Regions from separate parts of the Mus musculus genome. Here region 2 is linked to region 1. A link is a contact called in ENCODE Hi-C or POLR2A ChIA-PET data. All regions are on one chromosome and are shown on one strand. Each heading gives the region's core, a stretch centred on a gene start or an enhancer-like site at or near the end of the contact. The rest is flanking DNA. Distances are from core to core; before and after follow the strand shown. Region 1 holds the start of Hnrnpul1 (heterogeneous nuclear ribonucleoprotein U-like 1). Region 2 holds the start of Axl (AXL receptor tyrosine kinase).

Evidence for each region. A loop is a pair of places that touch in the nucleus more often than their neighbours do. ChIA-PET counts read pairs that join two places held with the same protein, here RNA polymerase II (POLR2A).
Region 2: a map of mouse trophoblast stem cell shows a loop between it and region 1 (3-fold over the local background). The contact joins the promoter of Axl here to the promoter of Hnrnpul1 in region 1. A Hi-C loop is called at or near these places in 6 of 37 maps with a recorded cell type or tissue (Patski, gastrocnemius, heart and 2 more). POLR2A ChIA-PET finds 5 or more read pairs at or near these places in 4 of 5 experiments (Patski and embryonic stem cell).

What each region holds. Positions count from the first base shown.
Region 1 is chr7:25,752,406-25,758,072 of GRCm38, forward strand. Hnrnpul1 (heterogeneous nuclear ribonucleoprotein U-like 1) reads right to left here and starts at 2,354. Exons shown (of 15, transcript NM_144922.3): 1 at 1,936-2,354. The coding sequence starts at 2,230. Axl (AXL receptor tyrosine kinase) reads right to left here. Exons shown (of 20, transcript NM_009465.4): 20 at 4,095-5,667.
Region 2 is chr7:25,785,723-25,791,389 of GRCm38, forward strand. It overlaps Axl (AXL receptor tyrosine kinase), which reads right to left and starts at 3,011. Exons shown (of 20, transcript NM_009465.4): 1 at 2,693-3,011; 2 at 1,569-1,794; 3 at 1,165-1,265; 4 at 112-288. The coding sequence starts at 2,756.

The sequences.
Region 1 (5,667 bases), core at 1,104-3,603:
ACAATGTCTTCCCCAGAAAACCTATGTTCTTTCACCTACTAGGGGATAGGCTGCCCTAGAGAGGATATGATGCTGGCTGGGGTCCTTTTCTACTCTCTACAACATTCCCCTAAAGACAGGCAACCTTGTATGAAGCCCTTGAAACACACGATCTCATGACTATCAACTCTAGGAGGACAGTCTTACCATTCCCATTTTACAAGGAGACCAGGCTCAGAGGGGCAATGATCTGCTGATTTCAAGAAGTCTACAGTTGGTTCTGAAGCATCCAACTCTCTTTCCCAGGACCCTTTTGCTAGAAGCAAGGTTAAGGGCAGCATCCTCTCGGCTCTTTCACAAGCCTTTCTTGCCAGGGTTTCTCAGCTCTGGATACATTCACAGGCCACTCCTCCCTTCTTAGCAGGGAATTGTCCATGGAAGACTTGCCAGCACAGGGTAATCCCTAACACTCTACATCTAGGGTGGCCCCTCTACAGGATCCAACTTCTTATGAACAATTGAGTAGCAATGCCAATCCCAAGACTCTTTTGAGGACTCATTTTTTCTCTCTTTTTACTGTTTAGTCCCAAACTCCACAGTGCCTTCTCAGAAAAACACTCTAAGTCTTGGACACCACTGTGTCTGGTTCCAAATTCCCTCTCATACCAGGGTCTCCTTTACTCAAAGGACTGCTCTTTGATGCCAATCCTAACTAGAGACACTTTGGGCAGATCAAGTTCCCCCATATTCCCTGAGCACCCCATCTCCCTGAGCATACAAGTAACTATTTCTGGGGACTCAGGAGCCCTCTCTTGGAAAGGAATACTCCCTCTGCTTCATCATGAGGCCCCCAGCCAAAGCAACAGGTTTTCTTTCTTTTTCATACCCTCCACACTTCCCTCCCCCACACCTGCTAGACTAGCCACATGATCCCTGGCACACACAAGGGTCCCACCAGAGTTACCAACTCATTCCCCACAACTCCTGTTTCAAAAACTACCCATAGTTAAGAATGCAAGGCCACTCAGCAGAAACCACAGAGTACTAACCTGAGTCCTTCCAATTCTAGGCCCTCTAGTTTCTTTGTCCATGAGAAGATTCTGTCCTTTCTTGTCACCATTTAGATCCCAAATCTCCTCTGGAAGCCAACTAGATAGCCTAGACCTCCCAGTACCAAACATACAAGTTGTACCTGCCCTCAAGGTTGACCCTGTAACCTCGAGGAAATGTAGGAGTTGGGGATAGGGGTTTCCAAATCTGCTGGTCTTTCATTACCTCCTAAAAGGCCACCTGGCACACACTGGAGAGTTCAGTCCATGTTTTGGGAGACTCTTCCCAGCCTTGGACACCCGTAGGTCCAAAGTGCCAGTCCACCCCCAGCACTAAGCAGATCTTATCCCATCCGTGAAGAAAATCAAAGATCTTCTACCCTTAAAATTCTCCCTGACCTGCACCCTAGGCCATTCTTCCGCTACCTGAAAATCCAGCTTTTGAGACTCAGCCCAAACGGTGGACTAGCATGGCTACCCCAAGCTGTCAGCTCACCGCTCGGCTAGAATCTCTCATTTTCCAAGACGCCGCCCCCCGACACCCCTTTCCCTAAAACGTCTAGTTCTTCCGACTTTTTCCAACTCAAAGCCACAAAACAGAACCCCAAAGCAGTTTCCAGTCTCCGAATCCCAGGATATAAAATCCTCCCCGCCCGCCCGCTAGGACCCTGGTCGCCTTAAAATAAAATCCATCCCCCTCCACACGGTTTTCCTTGCACCGAAGGCCAGGATCCGCCCTCAGGCTGCCCCGAGGCCCTGGCCGCAGATCCTTTACAACGGCAGGTGGCAGGATCCCTGGCTCCTCAGACCATCTCCTGGATCTCTGTGGAGTCGAGCTCCCGCGTCCCACAGCCCGTCCTCGGCCCGGACTCCAGGCTCCCCGGTCCCCCGCCCCGCGCACTCTCACAATGTCCGTCCGGCCCCGAGTAGCCGCCGGGCTCCGGGTGCGGCTGCAGCCCGGGCGGCGGTGGCTGCGCGGTCCCCTCCAGCTCGGAGCCCCCCTCGGTCTCGACCTCCTCGTTGTTGTGCCCAGGTAACCCCGGATCGTCGTCAGCCTCGAGCTCCCGTTCGTCTTCGGGCTCCTCGGCCTCTAGCGCCGCCAGCAGCCGCTCAGCAAGCTCGGCCTTCAGGCCGCGAGTGTCCAGGCCGCGGCGCTGCAGCTCCTCGCGAAGTTCGTTCACCTTCAGGCGACGCACATCCATGGCCCGGGCCCCCGGGGCGGCCCCCGAGCCTGGCCCGGCCTCCCAGGGCTCTGTCCCCCCTAAACCTTGCCTGTCAGGAGGCGAAGGGGGAAAAGGGGGGGCCACTCCAATGGCGGCGGCGGCTCAAGATGGCCGCCGCCGCCTCCTCCCCCTTGCCCGGACCGTACGATGTAAAACGAGTCTCAATTGGTCAGCGCATGGGGCAACGGGCGCGGGCCCGGGAACCAAGCCAATCACAGTGTGGCTTTCAAAAGAACGGTACTAGAGGGCTCAGGAGCTGCCTAAGAGGAAGCGTTAGCCTACGTTGAAGTCGCGGCCAGAGTGGAGGGCGGGAAAAGGCGAGAGGCGGAGCAAGCGCTGATTGGGTAGCGCTCGCGCGCCCGCTGCGGTACAGTCAAATGAAGGAAAGGGAGTAACGACTTGGAGCCATTAGCAGCCAGATCTCAGAACAACCGCCCAGTCTCTCCGCGCCGTGCTTCCCTCAGACTCTCTGTAAAACACATTCTAACTGGTCTTCATCTCACGCCCCCTCGCGGAGGCCAAGCGGGTAAAACCACCACAACCAATCAAATGCGGCGGGAAGAGGCCGGCCAACCCTCGTCTTTCCTGTTGCCTTTCGGGAACCGGAAGGAGATTAATTCACCGAGGCCCCGCCCCTTGCCGTTAGGGCGGTTTCAAAACAACCTGTTCGCCAATCGCAGTTACTGTTATATTTCACCACTGCCAGAGCTTGAGCGCTTTAGAAAAAGCGAACTAGATTGGCCATTCTTGAGAGGCTTGCCTCTCAAAGTTCTCCGTACAGCAGGGTATAATACGGAATGAAAATCAAGTGGATCTGTTACTCATCGTTTGTTAGAAACCCAGTTGCCTTTATGAGAAACAACAACAACAAAATTGGTCCTGGAGAGCGCTGAAGGGTTGAAAGCAGGGGCTAGGCTAACAACGGGAGAAAAGTTGTGTGGTAAATCGCACCCCTCCCTTTGATGCACAACCTCCCAGGGCGCTTTCTCTATGGTTGCTAGACAAGCCACTCTGCACGCAACCATAGAGCCTTCCCGCTCTGGGCATAGCTGCAGAAGTTCGCGGCTTTCCATCTCGAATCCATTAAACCGTTGTTGCTCAACCTCAATCTTGCTGTGTCTACTCTGACCAATTCGCACACGAGAATCCGTAATTACGACAGGTTGTGTTAATCCATACACCTGTCGCCCTTTGCTCAGAAGACAAAAACTTAGTGAAATAACACCGAGACGCACAACGCAAATGTGCACCGACATCTATAGCCTTAACTCCCAACAAAAGCCACAAACACTCTCTATTAGACACACGCAAACATCCCACAATAAATGAATAGGCGTGACAGGCCAAAAGCATCAATTCAGGATAAGACTTCAAACGGCAGTGTAGGTGTGGCACAAGCATGCAGCATCGTGCGACAAAGCTCAGCTAAGACAGTTCACGCTACAAGCTCACACCACAGCAACCTAGACACACAGCACCCACTCAGCAGCGGGACAGACACTCACGTGGGCCCGAGGTTCCAGTCCAGACACCCCGCCCCTCGCCCACGTCGGACTTCCTCTCTCCTCCCAGCTGACCACAATGATTTGTTTTTTGAAAGAAAAAAAAAAAAAAAAAACTTTGTGGCCCGGATTGAACTGTACCCAGTTCTCAGGAACCACCACCGGGGGGCGACCGGGCGCCGCATAGGGTTCTTGAAATGGTAGTAGTCACAGACTAGGAAAAAGTGAAGACTCGGATCTTTGTCCATCTGTGGTTCGAGGTGTTCTGGTCCATCTTTCCTCAACAATCTGAATGTTTGCCTATGTGAGAATCTTTTGTACTAGTCTGGGCATGTTAGTTTATTTTCTTCTTTATTAAGACAGTCTCATGTAGCCCAGGCTGGCCTGCATCTCTCTGTGAAATCAAGGTCAACCTTGAAGTCTTGATCTTTCTGCTTATACCTCTCAAGCGCCGGGATTATGTGCACCATGTTGGATTCTTGAGTGTGTGTAATGCTTGTTCTGTGTCTGTTACTAAAGGTTCTTCCTATTGCTGGTGAGTACCTGCCTGCTGATGTTTGCAGATTTACAAGTGTGGGTTTATATGTTTCTGTTACTGTGAGTGCATAACTGGGCCTTTGCATTTGTGGCTAGGTTTGCCTGAGCATGTGCACTAATTCACATGTCTGTTACTTTGGAATGTTTGTGTAAGACCCTGTCGGGGATCGCTCTCTCCCTCCATCCCTCTCTCTCTCTCTCTGTCTGGCTCGCTCTCTCTGTCTGGCTCTCTCTCTCTGTCTCTCTCTCTCTCTCTCTCTCTCTCTCTCTGACAGAGAGGGAGTATTCCTCAGGGCTTTCTGAGAGTCTGACTTTCCTTGGTTGTATATATTTGTCTATGTGCATGGTTCATGTCTACTCTCACTAATGAAAACATTCCCATGTGTCCCTCAAACTCTTCTTATTCTTTTTATTGAGGTCAGGGTCCCTCTAGGTAAGCCACGATGGCCTGCAACTAACTTTCCATCCTCTTGCCGCTCAGGTGTTGGGATTACAGGAGCCTTTCTTCTCACAGTGGGGAAACCGAATCTCTAGGGAGAGGGGACGTAGCACAGTTGAATGGACACAAGAGACAGAATAGTGACTGACAAAAGTTTTATGTGATCTGAGCCTCTCTGGAGGCACCAGAGTCCACACTTCAGAACAGGCATAGGGGACTGGCTCAAGGGGCAACATGGCCCCAAATGAGGGGAGATGACCCATCCCTTGGAGGAAAGCAGGCATTCCCAGTGCATCGCACAGGCTTAAGGTGGGGTGTACCCCACACAAGGAGAGGAGGAGCATAGGTGCTTAAGGAGGGAAAGGACTTAGGATGGCTACAAGCGCCCACCCTTGGAGTCGTACCTAATACTCTAGACTGTGGACCTTTAGAATCTCAGACACTCAAAACATTGGCTCCATAGTGCTTAGAGATTTAAGATCTTTAGACATATGTATTCTTGGGCATTTAATTATGTGCTAGAAAGGCAAAAAGCAGCATAGAACCTAGAGGTGTCCAGCATTAGAAGTGGTTAGAACTTTGGTGTCTCATTAGTCCTCGTTAACTGGAGCCTCTTGTGACTTAGATGCTGAGGACCCACAGCATCCTACAGGGCCTGAGACGAAGATCAGGCCAACATTAGAGTTTTAGAGTTTAATAATCTGGAATCCTGGGAGCAGATGACGTGGAAGCTTAGGAATCTAGAACCTTGGACTAAACTTTAGATTATCACCACATCATAGCTTAGAAACTCCATCTGGAGACTCTTAAAGCTTTGGAATTTCAGAGTCTAGAATCATATTTCCTTGAGATACAGGATTTTTATATAAAAGAATCTATGGTCATAAGGCTTCAGAATCTGTAGTTGACCATCACTGGGGTCTTAGAAATTAAAAAAA
Region 2 (5,667 bases), core at 1,761-4,260, 34 kb after region 1:
GACAGATGAAAAATCACAGGAAGGGAAATAAGACAGAAGACAGAGACAAGTAGACAGACACATCGAATGAAGGGCCCTGGCTGCTCTGCTTTGGCCCACTCTCAGACTCACCTGGAGTTTGCAGACTGTGCTGGGAGCTGTGTCCTGTGACTGGGGCCAGGGGGACAGCATCTTGAAGCCAGAGTAGGGTCACGGGTTCCGGGGGTCCCTGGGCCTGGCAGCTTAGGTTGAAAGGGGTGTTGGCAGGCACAGCTTTGTCCTCAGGCTCCTCCAGGAAGTACGGGAGACCTGGGCAGTCAAGGACAGAAACTTGGTTCCCTCTGACCCTCTCAGGGCCCCCAGATTATCATTAGGATGTTGGAGGTGCTAAACACTACATCCACCCTGCAGGGTTTTTGACTTGTCCCTTATATCTGGTCACCTAGGAAACGTGCGTCACCTTCAGATATCTGATCCTTTATGCTTTTATGCCTAGGACCATGCTTCCAACATCTGGTTTAGCCTATGCCTGACCACCTTGAACATTTTCCAGGGCATGTAAAAGTCTCGCCTTGTCTGTTTTTCTTTTTCTCTTCCTCTTCCTCCCCCTCTTCCCCTCCCCCCCCCCCATCTCTCTGAGATACAATCTCTCTACAGAGCCTTGACTGTCCTGAAACTCACTATGTAGACCAGGCTGGCCTTGAACTCACAGAGATCCTCCTGTCTCTGTCTCCTTGGTGCTGGGATTAAAGGTGTGTGTTAGCATGCCGGGGTCTTCTCCTTTTGAGGGTCTTTCTATGTATCCCAGACTAGCCTCAAACTACAGATCATCTGCCTCAGTCTCTTGAAAGTGGCAATTATATGTGTGCATCACTATGCCTGGCTTTCCTCGTATCCCTTTCCTAATGAAGGAGTGAGGTACTTGGAAATATGGGAGAATTAACTTGTGTGCAGCTGATTCCCAGACTAGAAGGTCCTACTCCAAGCATATCTGATTCCCCAGGACATCCAAAAGCTCCCCAAATCTCTCTCCTCTGGGACATAGACCTGTCCCCCATAATGTATGGCCTCCCATGCCTCCCCAACTACCAAGATTCCCTAAGTCTCTGGACTTTATGTCCCAATGGGAAAAGCTCTGAGTTCTTCACCTGTCATCCCCGCATAAGCTCTGACCCGAGAACTCACCTTCCAGCCCTACAAAGCCCGGCTGAGACACAAAGGTCCGTCCTTCTAGATGCACCATACACTGGTACTCCCCTGCATCTGAAAGTTGCAGGGCTGAGATTCTAGAAGGGAAGAGGGGGATTTAGAGGCTGGGGGTCAGAGCTGGACACTGGGATGTGGTCAGCAGAACTGAAAGAGGGAGGGGGTCTGGACAGGAAACTTATAGGAGGCTGAAGTAGGTCCTATTTTTAACTCATTTTTACAGAAGAGGAAAACGAAACCCAGAGGTCATATCACAAGCTCAGAGCCACGTGCCCAGTAAGTGGTCAGGTGGAGATTCCCAACCCAGGTGGAGGGGCTGCCCAGTGGCTTGGTGCGGAAGGGCTGTGTGTATGGAGCTCCCTGGTCAGTGACAGGTGCCACACCTGAGCTGACTGACAACTTTCCATTCATCTTGCCAGTCTTCGCCCAGAGGCACCTGGGTCTGGGTGTTATCAGCCAGTTCTAGGATCTGTCCATCTCGAAGCCACACCACCTCAGGGGGTTCCCCCTGAACCTGGAGCTCACACCGAAGTGTCCCCGTGAGTCCTCTGGCACCTGTGATATTCCCTGGGTTCCCCACAAACGGGCTGCCAGCCTCGGTCTGTGTGTCTGTCAGGGAGATGGTAAGGAGCATGGTTAGGAAACCCGCAGCTCGCTGCTCCTCTGGTCCACCTTCCCTATCTGCCCATGGTTGCCAGGACCCCACATAGTTGTAGAGTGACCTCAGAGGGGGGTGGGGTGGAGGCATGGGAGAGGATAGGAGTCTTCCCAGGGGATTGAGGTCCGGCTTCCATCTCATGTCCAGTCTGTTAGGAAGAAGGCCTGGGATCTGGCAGCCTCCCACGCCCTGGACTGCCTGGCAGGGCCGGTCCTTGCCATTCTGGTCTCTAGAGACTTCACAGTCTGGACTGGGAGATAGAGGAAAAGAAAACGGAGCAGAGAAGGAAAGGAAAGGGGAGGGGAGGGGAGGGGAGGGGAGGGGAGAGAGAGAGAGAGAGAGAGAGAGAGAGAGAGAGAGAGCACTCCAGCAGGGCAAGAACAAGTGGAGGGGGACAGCAGTGACAAAGGGGGCCCAGGACTCCCAAACCCTCCTTCTCTAGTCTTCCTCTGTGTTTGTTGGGGAAAGAGCCCTTTCTGTAATCTGGACCCTCTAGCTCTGTCCCTCTCCTCAGGACACAGATTCCTCAACCCCCCAGCCCTCCCTCAACTCCTCCTGTCTGTCTTTCTGCCCAGTCCATCTTTTGGTCCTCCCGGTTACTGTTTCTTGTCCTTCTATTCCTCTCTGAGTTGCTTTCCCTAACTCCAGGCTCTTTGAGTCTGTGTCTTTCTGCCGCCCCCCCCGCCCCCCCCCCCGCGCGCGCCCAGGCCAGCACTCTGTCGTCCCAAGGAAACTCCCTAAGCCAGCCCAGTACCCATAACACCTGCCAGCCAGCCCCCACCTCCTCACTGCCCCTGCCCTGGATCGCATCAGCCGGCGTCTCTGCCTCAGTGAGACCCCATCACTCACCCTTATGGGCTGCACACCCCCAGCAGCACAGCGCCAACCACCAGGCCAGCGGGACCCTGCCCATCCTCCAGACACCAACAGCTCAGATTGATGCCAAACTTTCTTCCGAAGTTGATGGGCACCTCGCTAGGAAAGGGGGCAGGGCCGGGTTGTCCCCGGCCCTCCCCCCACCCCTGGGCTCCTGGGATTTGGCACTGCCCGCCTGGCACAGCGGGAGCCCCTCGGCTGGCTCAACTCCTCCGCAGCTAGCCGCCTTCCCGGCTACCCTGCCTCATTCTCTCACTCCCAGACTTCTTTCCCCGCCCCTGGCTCCCCCTCTGCCTCCGCCCACTAGGGCCCCAGCCTTGGGGCCACTGGGACTTGGAGGGGTTAACTAGGAGTGAAGAGTACGGGATCTGCCTTGTCTTAAAGGAGCCTGGGCGCCTTGGAGAGAGGCTGGGGAGGAGGAAGGAGACCTTGGTGGCTCATGGTGGCTGAGGCCGATCCTGGGCTGGTGAGTTAGGAGGATGGGCGCTGTGTCCCCCTGAACTCTCAGGGTCTGGTAAACATTCCTGTAGAATTTCCACTCCTCTCAGCCCAAGACGCCCCCCAGCCCCCCTTTCTGGGCCCCCACCCTCAGCCCAGCCTGCCAGGCCTCCTCCAATTCCCCTCACACTCGCAGCTTGAACAAGGACTCTCTCTCTCTCTCTCTCTCTCTCTCTCTCTCTCTCTCTCTCTCTCTCTCTCTCTCTCTCTCTCTGCATTGACACAGAAGCTGGGACAGGTAGAGACATGCAATGGCATGCTGCCTGCCCACAGATACCCTCAGATGAGCCGGGTCAGGAGCTTGCCTGGGGAGAAGTCTTACAAATGGAAGGTCACTGCGGGACTGGCATATGGGGGATCAGGGTACTCACTGAGGGCACATCAACACTCAAACCCACCGAAGCCCACTTGAACACAGAAACAGGAATCCAGAGGTGGCAGCAGACTGAAGTGACAACCCCAGCTCTAGCCCAGCCACATGACTTTGGGCAATGGGCAAATGCCTGTCTTCCTGTACCTCAGTGTGTCTAGCTTTAAGATGGGGACGAGGACAGCCCCTGCTAATGCAGCAGGCTAGTGCGAGAATGATCTAGGTCAAAGTGCATGCAGTTTCTTGCACAGGGTGGCCCAGATGACGAGGTGCCCGGGATTTTTGCTACCCATGCTGGTTGTTCCTCTGCCTCAGGATTCTTGTATCCAGCCCTGGCAGATCCGGAGCCAGTATTAAGCCTCTGCTGCATGTCTGCTTCTATGCCTCTAGGTGTTTGCCATAGAGGGCATGCTCAGATGGCCTCCTAGTACCCAGTTCTCTTCTTCATTAGTCAGGCTGCTTCTTGATCAAATCATTGAGCTGCTTTTGATCACCACAGAATCCCATGTCACCTCCTGGCATCTCTCTCTCTCTCTCTCCCTTTGCCCTTCTCCATATCCACCACTCCTCCTTCCATCCCCCTGCCTCCAATCCATCTCTTGGTTGGGATCTAGGAGGATGTTTCTGAGACAGCCCTCCCCCCCATGTCTGTCCTCTAGACTCCCCACTTCTCTGATGATCAACTCCAAGCCTCTCAGCTGCTCGCTCTCGGTCCTAACCATAACCACCATCCTGTTTGTATCTTGATTCAGTGATGTGGCAGCCCCGGCATCTAACCTGCCACCTAGTCTGAGCCCTGGGGTCCTCCTGAACGCTCAGTGTGGATTGGTTGCATGGAATCCCAGGGAGAGCTCAGCCTTACAAACCTCTCTCCTATGTGGCTGCCTCTTTAGAGTCTCACCCTGGTCTAGCCTTGCCCTTTCCCTCCTGGATCCCAGCTATAATTTGCTCCTTCAGTGGCCCGATTGCTTCTTCCATCACGTTTCCCTTTTAGCAGCCACAGGGTGTTTCTTATCCCACATCCCATCTGATCCTTTCCTTCTCCCTTCCTTCCCTCTCCGATACCACCTAGCTGTATCCCATCTTCTGCTTCAGCCTTTAGGATAAAGCCACGGGCTTCTTACAAGCACCCCTCATTGCCACCTGAGCGTGTCCTCACCTCCCTGGTCAGTTTTCATTTTCTCACCCGAAACAGCTCCCTCACAGGCTGTGGAACAGCTTTCTGTGGCACTTTGTCCCAAGCTCCTACACCTCCCTCAGCCCCACCTCTCCTCCCTTTTCTTTTGCATCCTTTCCAGCCCCCTCCTGTCTAACCTAGCTCTACTCCTTCAATATACGGCTCCCTCTCAGCACCGCCTTTTTCTGAGATGGTCTCACTATATCACCAAGGGTGGTCTTGAACTCTCAGTCCTACGTGCTTTGCCCTCCAGAGAGTGCTGGGTGACAGGCAAGCACCACCACACCCAGCTTACCCGGTGCTTTTCATTGGCAGCAGGCCCCGTTTATTGTCATTATGGAGTTATTGCACAATTCTGTTTCCTGCCTGTCTCTCCTTTCTGCTGGTGGACGCTGGGAGGACAGCCTGGGGGATATCGCAGATATTGCTGCAACCCTTAGAAAAGGCCTTGCCATACTGTAGATAAGAAGAAAAAAAGGCATCTCTGGGGTGAAGTGGAAACTTTAGGGTTCTTTGGAAAGTCGGTTGGATGATATTTTGCTGGGGCAAACACATGAAGGGACGTTTCATTAAAGCAGACATAGGTGTGAAAGGCTAAGGTAGACTCATGAAGGAATGTTTCGCTGAGAGACACACACAGGAGAGAGGATGTTCTGCTAAAGCAAGTGTGTGAAGGGACACGTGATGAAGGATTCTTTGCTAACAGCACTCAGGTATTGGTCTGCCTTACGTTGCATAGTTGATCTGCTTTTGTTGGGACTCCACAGACTTGGGCTGGCTGCGGCAGACTTGGGTGGAGGATGCATGATGTTTGGTGGGTGTTGGAGATCGGGCCTAATGCTTTGATTTGACAGGGAATGTGCTTGTTTGTGCAAACACTAAAGTTAGTTTTTGATTGATCAA